Linked DNA regions of Homo sapiens: region 2 is linked to region 1. The links are chromatin contacts, found by Hi-C or POLR2A ChIA-PET in ENCODE. All regions are on one chromosome and are shown on one strand. The core of a region is the stretch at or near the end of the contact, and the rest is flanking DNA. Distances in the headings are between cores, read along the strand shown.

Region 1 (5,927 bases), core at 862-3,361:
CCTTTGGGTAGACAGAAATGAGAAAAAAAATGTACAGACAAGTAGTACCACATCTCAAGTTAGAGTCTCCAACTTGCCAGCTATCTTCCACTACTCCCCAAAATAATTTCCTGTACATTAGGGTTTTTGTTGCTGTTGCTGTTGTTGGTTGTTTGAGACAGGGTCTTATTTTGTCACCCAGGCTGGAGTGCGGTAGTGCGATCACGGCTTACTGTGGCCTTGACCTCCCAGGTTCAAGCGATCCTCTTATCTCAGCCCCCCAAGTAGCTGGGACTACAGGCATAAGCTACCACGCCCAGCTAATTTTTTTGTTTTTTGTAGAGATGGGGTTTCACCATGTTGTCCAGGCTGGTCCCAAACTCCTAAGCTCAAGTGATCTGTCCGCCTCAGCCTCCTGAAGTGCTGGGATTATAGGCGTGAGTCACTGCACCCAGCCTTATACATTCAGTTTTTAACAAACTTTCTTGTCCATGGTATATGCACAATCAAATGTGTTGAAAAAATGAATACAATTAACACTGCCCAAAATTAAGGTAGATAGAGATTCATTCTGAAAGTCTTTTTGAAGACTTAATCCATCAGAAAGAGACCCACTCACTCTGTCACTCATACGTGGTTTTTGGCATCCCGTACTTCAACTCGAAGTTTTAAAAATCAATTTCTCTATCTTAGAACAGGTAACCACAATCATTCTCAGCTTCCTGAACCACATCTCTTTTAGTCAACTGACCTCACATCAGAGTTGGCCAGCAGGCCATGCACAGAGCAGCAGGAAACTGCCCGGTAGTGTACAATCTGTTGTGGTTGTGTCGTGAATTCTTGAGTCAGGCCTTCTGAGTTTGCCACAGATTTCAATGCTTACTACCTGTGTGACTTTGGGCAAATTATTATTATTTTATTATTATTATTTTAATTTTTTTTAGGGTAAATTATTATTTTTTCTTTGTTTTCTTTGTTTGAGACAGAGTCTCACTCTGTTGCCCAGGCTGGACTTGAACTCCTGGGCTCAAGTGATCCTCTTGGCCAGGCACGGTGGCTCATACCTGTAATCCCAGCACTTTGGGAGGCCAAGGCAGGTAGCTCACTTGAGCTCAGGAGTTCAAGACCAGCCTGGATAACATAGTGAGACCCCATCTCTTTTTAAATTTAAAAAAAATAAGTGATCCTCCCGCCTCACCCTCCAGAGTAGCTGGGATTACAGTCACGTGCCTGGCTGGGCAAATTATTTAACCCTCTGTCCTTTCATTTCTTATACATGCAAAAATGAAATAGTAATAATAGATTATAGAATTTTGTGGGGATTAAAAAAGATAATGCAGTAAAGGTATTTATAACTGTGTTAACATATAATTAGTGGTCAATTTATGTTAGCTCTTTTTACCTGGAGAAAGAATTATGTCATTTACATGGGATTACATTTATCTAGGATTACACTTTCATGGGATTTACTAACTATGGTTTGAAAGAAGAATGCATTTTGTTTTATCATTACTGTTACTATTTTATACATTACTGGACCCCAAACTTGTTTTTTCTGCTGAACCATGAAGCTTATAATTTGCTGTATTCCATTATCTGGAGCCCCAGACACAAAACTGATAAGCTTCCTGGAAATAGACATATGGCTAGACTTAAAATCCTCAAATTGGAGCGAACCTTAGTTGCCTAGTCATTTAGATAAAATATTGCATTCTTAAGCTAAGATCTAGAAAGCAAAAAGCACTTTGTTTTGCATGACTTAAACCATCTACAATGGTTTAGATGGTTCCAAGTTCAAGGATGGGTTATTTATTCCAGTGAGTAGGGAAATGTTATTTCTAAACTCTCTGTGTAAAGATACTTAGAGTCATGCTCATCTAGCATCTGAGTTATGTTTGGCAGTGAAAAGTTTGTCAGATCCTATCCTCACAACTGTCCTAGTGCCAAATGTGTGAATGTGTGACTATAGGCTCAGTTTAGCTCAACACAGAGAGGCCCCTCACTCTGCCTTGGATTGTGTAAATGAAGGGTTTAGCTTTCTGAAGCTTTCCAATTGGAGCAAAATCTGTTTCTGCGTTTGTGGAACTTACAATTTTCTCTTTCTCTTTGTTCTGACCAAAATTGCTTGTTATTTCTGCTGTTTTACTAAAGGCTAAACTAACAGTGTTTCACAATAGCTCGTTTTTCTAATTCCTCAGGATTCTTTTAAAACTATTTTCAGGCAGTATTTTCATGTGCTTATTTTATCCAAATCATTTATGTCCAAGATCTTTCATTTCCATAGTCCTAAAAGGCATTTTATGATAGCTAAAATGATACCAGGAAATTTTCTCACTTAAAAAATACAAGGAAAATATGAAATGCAACTTCATATTTTAATAAATCTGCTCTCATTATTTTGAATCAAACTAATATGGCAGCAGATCAAAAAGTCTAGTGGATTTTAACTGTAGCAAAAGTTAAAATGTCCTAAATTTTATTAAGTTAGGCATGCTGAAATATTCAGCCTTTAATGGCTTGCTTTTTGCCCAAGAAGTTTATCTCATAATACAGGATACATAATACTGTGGAAAGAAAAACTTGTAGGCCGGGTGCAGTGGTTCACGCCTGTAATCCCAGCACTTTGGGAGGCCGAGGCGGGCGCATCACTTGAGGTAAGGACTTCAAGACCAGCCTGGCCGACATGGTGAAACCTCGTCTCTACCAAAAAGTATAAAAATTAGCCAGGTATGGTGGTGTGCGCCTGTAATCCCAGCTACTCAGGAGACTGAGGCAGGAGAATCACTTGAACCCGGGAGGCGGCGGAGGTTGCAGCGAGCCGAGATCGTGCCACTGCACTCCAGCCTGGGTAACGGAGCGAGACTCCGTCTCAAAAAAAAAAAAAAAAGAAAAACTTTTGACAAATTGAATTTAACAGCTTATTTGAGCAAAGAATGATTCTCCAATCAAGCAGCCCTCAGAACCAAAGGAGGCTCAGAGAGTTCCACTGGGCAAATAGGTGGACAGGGAGCATTTATAGACAGAACTGGAAGTGAGGTACACAAACAGCTTGACTGGTTAAAGCTCCAAATTTGCCTTATTTGGGCATCGTCTGATCAGTTGGCATCCTGTGATTGGCTGAAGCTCAGTTGCTGTGATTAGCTGAAGTTTGGTTGCTGTGATTGGCTGAGACTCAGCTAGTTGTAACAAAAATATATATAGCATGTCGTTATAACATTGATGAGAAAAAAAAAAAAAGATTTCCAGCTGGGGCCACAGTCTGTGTAAAGTTCACACTTTCTCTTCATGTCTTTGTAGGTTTTCTCCATGTAACTCCACTTTCCTCCCACATCCCAAAGATATGCATGTTGAGGTTCATTGGCGTGTTCACGTTGTCCCAGTCTGAGTGAGCATGAGTGTGGGTGTGAGTGTGAGTGTGCCTTGAGGATGGGACGGACTCCTGTCCAAGGTTGGTGTCACCTTGTTCCCTGAGCTGCCAGGATAAGCTTGGGTTGTCTACCACCTCAAGTGGAATCATTGGGTAAATAGTTATCTTAGTTTTTATTAATTTTTCCCCTCCCCTCCCCTCCCCTTCCCTCCCCTCTCCTCCCTTCTCCCCTCCCCTCTCCTCCCTTCTCCCCTCCCCTCTCCTCTCCTTTCTTTTCTTTTTTAACTGTTCCTTGCAGAGCAAGGCTAGCTTAGGCACTGTACCCAGAGTCAGCTATTAATCGCTCCAGCCAGGTGACTGAGTGAGAAGATCTCACTCAAAAAAAGAAAATCTAAAACAACAGCAACTTCAGTGTGCAGGAAGGAACATAAGAAAATAAAGAGAGAACAGAACAAAGAAGAAAAACAACAGCAACTCACTCTAAGTACTGTGGAAACAAACTGGAAGTGGGGCTAGAAAAAAAACAAAGGGAGAAGATCCCTGTAGTCCCAGCTACTTGGGAGGCTGAGATGAGATCACCTGGGCAAGACCGGGAATTTATTTCAATGTTCAGTATTTGAAGTGTTTTGGTCTTTATTTAGAAGTTATGTGATGTTTTTATGTCCATAAGTATGCAATAGGAAGTTAATTCCTCATTATATCAATTAGCTTATGGTGAAATTGGTTTCCTTATACTTTATTTCACTTAAAGTTACAATATCTAAGAACCTAGCTACCATTTTTAGTGAGGACTTATAACGTACTCCTAAATTAGGTTTTCAGTTTGTGAACATACTAAGCTGAGCTGCAATCAGGTAGAGATTCAAGGAACAGAGGTGACTTCAGGTCAAATTTAGTTTAAAATATGTAAGACATGATATCAGCTTATATGCCTGACTTAGAGAAAATAAATGGAAAAGAAGATTTTTGAACATATGCCCTTAATAACAAGTGTTTTATCTGGTTAAATGTAAACACAATTTTTAACATCTGAAGAAAAATTATTTTATGACTTTAAAATTGTACATAGTAAGGAAAATAGGCCCATAACTAATAATGAAAACAGGCTATTCCAGGAATGAAATGGCCCTCAAAGAGGTGCAGGTGAAGGGTAGGAAATAAGGGGTTAATAGTGGGTGGACCAGGAGGGCGCAGTGGCTCCCGCCTGTAATCCCAGCACTTTGGGAGGCCAAGGCAGGCGGGTCATTTGAGGTCGAGTTTCAGACCAGCCTGGCCAACATGGTGAAAATACAACAGTACAAAAATTAGCCAGGCATGGTGGTGCATGCCTGTAATCCCAGCTACTCGGGAGGCTGAGGTGGGGGAATCGCTTGAACCCGGGAGGCAGAGTTTGCAGTGAGCCAAGATCGTGCCACTGCACTCAAAAGAATGGGGGGAGGGGGGATGGATGGAGGTGGGAGGGAGGTAGGAAGACGAAGGTAAAACCAGGGATGCCAGAGGCAAGAATAGTACTATATTTTAGAGCAGAGGGTCCCCAGCGAATTCAAGAGAGTTGATTGAAGTTGATTCTATCTTACTCTAAAACTCCTTTATTTTGTTAAGGTGTAAATTGACAGTAGAAAGAAAATGCAAAGGATTTAGGAAAAGATTAGCTCAGGCTGGGCTGGAGTCGTTAAAGTAGATGTCAGTGAACAATGCAGCTCACGAAATCCTGACCTTTCCTCTTAAATGAGCGTGGCAGTCAGCATTTCCCACTGATTAAAATTTTGGCTCTTAGGCCGGGCATGGTGACCCACGCCTGTAATCCCAGCACTTTGGGAGGCTGAGGCGGGTGGATCACTTGAGGTCAGGAGTTGGAGACCAGCCCGGCCAACATGGCAAAACCCCATCTCTATAAAAATACAAAAATCAGGGCCGGGCGCGGTGGCTCACGCCTGTAATCCCAGCACTTTAGGACGCCAAGGCGGGCGGATCACGAGGTCAGGAGATTGAGACCATTCTGGCCAACATGGTGAAACCCCGTCTCTACTAAAAATACAAAAATTAGCTGGGCATGGTGGCGGGCCCCGTCCCAGCTACTTGGGAGGCTGAGGCAGGAGCATCCCTTGAAACCCGGAGGTGGAGGTTTCAGTGAGCCGAGGTCACACCACTGCACTGCAGCCTGGTGACAGAGCGAGACTCTGTCTCAAAAAAAAAAAAAAAAAATCAGCCGGGCGTGGTGGCGCATGCCTGTAGTCCCAGCTACTCAGGAGGCTGAGGCAGGAGAATCCATTGAACCCAGGAGGCAGAGGTTGCAGTGAGCCGAGATCACGCCACTGCACTCCAGCCTGGGCGACAGAGTGAGACTTCGTCTCAAAAAAAAAAAAACAAAAACAAAAAAACAAAACACCAAACACTATGCATAGTGTCTGCCACTTAGTATAATCGTTCAAGAAATGTCAGCTATTATAATAGGTGGACTTAACTGTGGAACTTAAAGAGAACATGTTCATTTCGCTGATAGGTATGTCCTTAGCACCACTGTAGTACCCGCCTTGAGAATGTGTAGAAGAGCTACTCCTTAAAAAACCTTCATGAGGAT
Region 2 (5,794 bases), core at 2,983-5,482, 270 kb before region 1:
CTCAGCTGAAAATCTGACCCCAATCAACTTTCAAAAATGCACTGATATATTTTAAAACACACACAATAATGACAAAACCCCCAAATTGCAGCCTGTCCTCTCTCTTTGTATGATGCCTATCTGCCTTGGCACTGTCCAGACTGTATGCCCTTAGAAGCAGCTCCTTGCCTGCAGCTGTGAGGTGTCTTGTTTGCCATCGACCACCTGTGCTATGTGCACACTCAGCTGGCATTTCTGCCAAGAAGCTAAAGTCAGGAACACCAGCAATTTCAAATATGTAATCAGGTTTCAAATTAAAGTCCTTGTGCTTCTGGTATATGGGAGTGTTCCCAGAAAGAGTGGGGGTTCTGCTGTCACTCTTCTAGCTGCTGTGTAATTTTTTTTTTTTGCAAGGCACTTGGTATGTATCTGGCTTTAAAACTGACATTGCCAGGCATCAGAAGTTGAGAAGTTTCGTCCTTGATTTATTTGTTCTCGTTTGTGTTCAATTATGATTAGAAGTCACCTCTACACAGCTGCTCTACAATTTGTACTGCATTTGCTTCTGGGATTTCTAACCGCACTGTTCAGTGGAATAACATTAACAATATGAAAATGAAGTCCGTTTTTATAGTGCAGTGGATAGTGTTTTATTAAAAATGGCTAACAGCTGTAATTTGTAGGTAGTTAACTCATGTGAAGTTTAACTTTAGCATGTATTTTTCCCTAGGAAAATATTTTATATAAACAGAAAGACAAATGTGAAAAAGTAAATCAAACCCAAAACACACCTACCAAAGTAATTCTGATCACAATAGCGACATCTCTGCTGCTGCTATGTTTCTGGAAAAAAAAAAGGGGGCTCCCCACTTTAGTCTGGAATGATAGTAAGTAATAAAAAGAAAATATATAGCTGTCGATGTTTTTGTTTTCTTTTCTTTTCCCCACAATAACAAGGACTTCATAGACACAGATAAGCTACATGTTCTTTTCCAAAAATTTCCTGCAACAGAGTTTTCTGACAGGGTCATATTACAATTCTAAATGTGAATAACACAGCAAAAAGAAAAAAAAAGGGTATTTTTTGGCTGGTACTCATGGGTATTAGTTTGCACTCTTGCAAGCTAACTGAATATCCACAGACCTTGTGTAGAGTCCAGAGGATGGCTTTGATGCTCTTTCTGCTACAGGCTGGTTTGGGTGCCTGAGTTAGAAGTGTTAAAAGGGCACAGAAAACAGATCTCCTGATTGGCTTCTTTTTCTGAGCACCATTACCTAGGGCACAATTGTGAAAGAAGATATCAGGAATGATAAGAAGACAGGATCATACCTCAGGGAAAAAAGAGACCAGTCATAACTACAGATGGTGCCTCTAATGTAAAGGTGGCTACAAATGTGTGTGAAGAAGTGGATAGTATTCTCGTTTTGCAGTGCCTAGAGTTTAAAATTTAGTATAGTAGGGTCTATGGATATTCCATTAGCTTTCAAGAGTACAAACTAATACCCATGTGTACCAGCCAAAAAAAATCCTTTTTTTTTTTTTTTTGCTTTTTGCTGTGTTATTCATATTTAGAATTGCAATCTAATCCCTTCTGAAAACTCTGTTGCAGTAAACTGTTTTCCATTATTCTTATCATCTTCTAACATGCCATTTGATATGTTAGAAATATTAAATGTTAGCCTGTTCTTTATTTCCTGCACACTCTTCCTCCCCAACCAGAATGTAAGTGCCGGGGAAGCTTTGTTTGCTTTATTTACTCCTCTGGCCCTAACCCTAGATCAGTGCCAGGCACATAGTTGTCTGTTGACTTAGTAATGAGTAATCCATTTTAGTCCTGTGTTTCTATGAAGCTGATTGATAATAAGCTTATAGCTTCTGAAATTATATTATATTATTCTATATTTATTGAACACCAAAGGCAAAATCTCTATCTTTTTATTTCAAGGTACAGTGCAGACTGCTAACACTTGGAGAATTTTAATGTTATTACTTGAAGTGAGTTGAGGCTCCTAATTGGAGAATGACTGGTTGGTTATCAATTTAACTGCTTGTGAGATTGTTAGTTTTTTGAGTAGAGGTCAGGAATAACACTGCAAGAGAATATGTTTTCCAAACTCCTCCTATAAATGCACCATCCAATTAAAGAAAGCTGAGATAACATTACTTCAAGGCACTTTCAAAAAAATGATGTCAAATTTTGCACACAAGTGGAGTGCTGCTTTTATTTCACATACGTGCTCATATCTGTTTTTAATAGAATGTTGATAGAGAAATCTTGTTACTGCTGGAAAGAAATGAAGAACAAATGTTCTCTTACAACTTGCAAATTTCAACCAGTAAGTTCTGGGTTTCTTGGACTAGTGAGCATAAGTATCAGCTAGTGTGTTTTCTAAAAAAAGGTTTGTTTCTGGGCCCATATTCTGGGAGCTTCTGATTCAGTAGGTAAAAGCAGGGTGCAGCAATCAGAAATGTTTATAATTATGCCATGGGATTTGGATGCAGGTGGTCTGCAGACTTCACTTTGAGAATAATAAAAAATAAGAACCCTGATTTGTGAAAGGTCCTATAGGATCTTGGTTTCCTCTTGAGCGCAACTGTTACTAAATTATAATTCAGGTACCCAGCTGCCAGGTGAATGGCTTTATGTTTTGATTATAAGAAAAGTCAAATGGCCAAGAAACTCTTAGAACACGCTTTACAGTTCTAAAAATGTTTATCTTTTCTATTCTTTAATTGACTGAGGCTTCTGTTTAGGTTAATGCCACAAATGTTGATGCCACAAGAGTGAAGTACAGAAAGAAAGTTCATAAAAATATTTATTTGGCATCTGGCAAACTATAAAATATTTTCTCACATGTTACCTAATTTGATTCTCATGGTAGCTCTGTCGGGGAGTCAGGGCAGGTATGTGTTAATTTTGCCTATGAGCAAACAGAGGTCTGAAGAGGTTCTAACTTGCCCAATACCAGATAGTAGAAATAAACAGCAGAGAAGCCACTCCTCCTGGGACTGCTCATGCCTAGGTTATGCAGTGTTGGTTCAACTACCTTTCATGGTCCCCTAATATATCCAAATATATTCCTTAATGTCTTTCTCTCCTGACTCTTTCATCTCTAGAGACATTGCATAGGGAACATTTAACACTGTGCTCAGGAGGAAAAGGAGGAGGGTTGGATGCTATTGTGTGTTCAGGATTAAATGAGATAATATATGTGAAAGTCTTTGTAGTTATAAAATATTATACATATACAAGCATATATTATTATTGCATTGTATATTGCATATTAGATTATTGCTTATCCTTTTCAGAGCATGACTGCATCATATAGGAAACTCTTGGCCAGGCACAGTGGCTCATGCCTGTAATCCCAGCACTTTGGGAGGCCAAGGTGGGCGGATTACTTGAGGCCGGGAGTTCAAAACCGTGTCTCTACTAAAAATAGAAAAATTAGCTGGGTGTGTTGGCACACGCCTGTAATCTCAGCTATTCGGGAGGCTGAGGCACGAGAATCGCTTGAACTGGGGACATGGAGGTTGCAGTGAGCCAAGATTGCACCACTGCACTGCAGCATGGGTGACAGAGCAAGACTCTGTCTCAAAACATAATAATAACAATAAGAGAAATTCTTGAAACTTAGAGTTTCTGAGAAAAAGAGTTACCAACAATAAATTTAATAATACATTTTTAAAAATTGAGGAAGGAATACATGCAGAAATAAATAATAATTTAAAAGATAATGAGAAACTAATTAGAATAAGCTGAAACATGATTGAAGTTCGGTTGTGGGAGGAGATAAATGACTCATACTGAAAACTACCTAAAATAGCACATACAAAAGCGTTTATAAGCTTAGAATTTCTTATTTTATTTTCTCAGAATATTTCTGGTAGTTAAATTTGAGGCTTCCTGCGATGTGGGCATCTCAGAGGAACCATATAGATTGGCGCTTGTACTACAAAATATCCTAAGTTGACTGGGTTTAAATGTGGTTTTTTAAATTTACTTTTATTGTCATTTTCCCCACTTACCCTGACTTGAAGCTCATGAAAGTAGTTTTTATATCCTGAAGTCAAGGAGGCATTGTTCAGCCGCATCATTTGCCTACTTCTCATAGCTTGAAAGGGGAATAAAAGGCAGATTGCCTCACCACCTTGCTATTTTAGTCTCCTGATGTCTTGTGGTCTCGGCACCTCTCCCTGCTTGTAATTCCATATTGCTAGTTGTAATCAAATCCTACCTTGGAAAGGTCAGACTTGAGCAGGAAGAGTGCAGTCATTCCAACAGCTGTCGCTCTGGGCTCTCCCGCTGTGTCACAGTGTGAGGCGTGTGCACCACTGCACTCCAGCCTGGGTAACAGAGGGAGACTCCATGTGAAAAATAAATAAATAAATAGAATAAAATAAATGAAATAAAATTTCTTTGGAATGGCTACTTTCTCGTCTTCTTGAGCTTCATGAGGGGCTTAAAAGCAAAGATTATTTTTCTGTGACATTTAATGGCAAATACAGATAGAAAGAAATACGTTTAGGATGTTCCAGGGGTTCGAAAAACATGTTCATCCAGGCCCACTAATTTGGTCTTTTTCTTCTTATTATTCTTATTCTCACTCTTCTTTTGTTTTGGACACGGGGTATGACTCTGTCACCCAGGCTGGAGTGCAGTGGAGTCATCACAGCTCACTGCTGCCGTGGCCTCCTGGGTTCAAGGGATCCTCCCACCACAGCCTCCCAAGTAGCTGCAACTACAGGTACACGTCCCCACACCTGGCTAATTTTTGATTTTGTCTTTGGGTAGAGATGGGGTTTTGCCATGCTGTCCAGCATGGTCTCAAACTCCTGGACTCAAGCAATCAACCTGCCTTGCTCAGCCTCATACAGTGCTGGGATTAAAGGTGTGAGCTACCATGCCCAGCCTAATCTGGTCTTTAAAACCAGAAAGTTATCAAAATATTTCAAATTCCTTATGGACGCAGAACTTCAAGCTGAAACATCCTTTCTAGGCTCTCGTTTACACTCCATTTTACTTCCATATTTGAATAATGTTTTTTTTTTTCTTCCTTTTTTTTTTTTTTACCCTTTTTGTGTCACAGTATAAATAATCTTTAGAAGGATAAGCCTCTGCTGACAATAGAGCTCTATTTACTAAGTATCTACTATATACCACACCCTGGAGCAGGACCACCAACATTATCTCATTTGGAATTCTTAATCGCTAGAGATGTTGTTTACCATCTTGCAGATAAGGAAATGAAGATCAGAAAAAGTAGGTAATTTGCTTAAAGCTACAGGAATGAGACACAAAAATGTGAAGTCAGGTCTATCTTACTCCAAAGCCTGTGCACCATGTTTGAGTGTAAGCATATGTGTGATTTGTTTTAAAGAGATAATACGCCTCTATTTGTTCCAGCTTCTCTACTTGCTAATTGACCACATGCAAGTCACTCGACATCTTACAAGGTCAGTTTCTTTGACTGGAGAATGGGAATGACAATTCTTTTTTTTTTTTTTTTTTTTTTTTTGTCAGACGGAATCTCTCTCTGTCACCCAGGCTGGAGTACAATGGCGCGATCTTGGCTCACTGCAACCTCTGCCTCCTGGGTTCAAGCAATACTCCTGCCTCAGCCTCCCGAGTAGCTGGGACTACAGGCATGCGCCACCATGCCCGGCTAATTTTTTGTATTTTTAGTAGAAATGGGGTTTCACCATGCTGGCCAGGCTGGTCTCAAACTCCTAACCTCGTGATCCGCCCGCCTCGGCCTCCCAAAGTGCTGGGATTACAGGCGTGAGCCACCGCGCCCGGCAGGAATGACAATT

The links. Hi-C counts contacts between places; a loop is a spot of excess contacts on that map. ChIA-PET counts read pairs that join two places held with the same protein, here RNA polymerase II (POLR2A). Pooled maps may share reads with other maps.
Region 2: a pooled map shows a loop between it and region 1 (2.5-fold over the local background). The contact joins two enhancer-like sites. A Hi-C loop is called at or near these places in 3 of 50 pooled maps. POLR2A ChIA-PET finds 5 or more read pairs at or near these places in 4 of 52 experiments (OCI-LY7, activated CD4-positive, alpha-beta T cell, activated naive CD4-positive, alpha-beta T cell and 1 more).

What each region holds. Positions count from the first base shown.
Region 1 is chr6:134,191,460-134,197,386 of GRCh38, reverse strand. All of the region lies in intron 3 of SGK1 (serum/glucocorticoid regulated kinase 1), which reads left to right. Among named protein-coding and RNA genes, the nearest start is that of SGK1, 120 kb to the left of the region's middle. Within about 2 kb of position 2,111, at least 3 of the 41 ENCODE cell types and tissues checked have a DNase peak (open chromatin) inside an H3K27ac peak, as active enhancers do.
Region 2 is chr6:134,463,274-134,469,067 of GRCh38, reverse strand. The region is part of intron 2 of CT69 (cancer/testis associated transcript 69); the gene reads left to right. LINC01010 (long intergenic non-protein coding RNA 1010) reads right to left here. Exons shown (of 3, transcript NR_038217.1): 2 at 4,219-4,327. Among named protein-coding and RNA genes, the nearest start is that of CT69, 13 kb to the left of the region's middle. Within about 2 kb of position 4,232, at least 3 of the 41 ENCODE cell types and tissues checked have a DNase peak (open chromatin) inside an H3K27ac peak, as active enhancers do.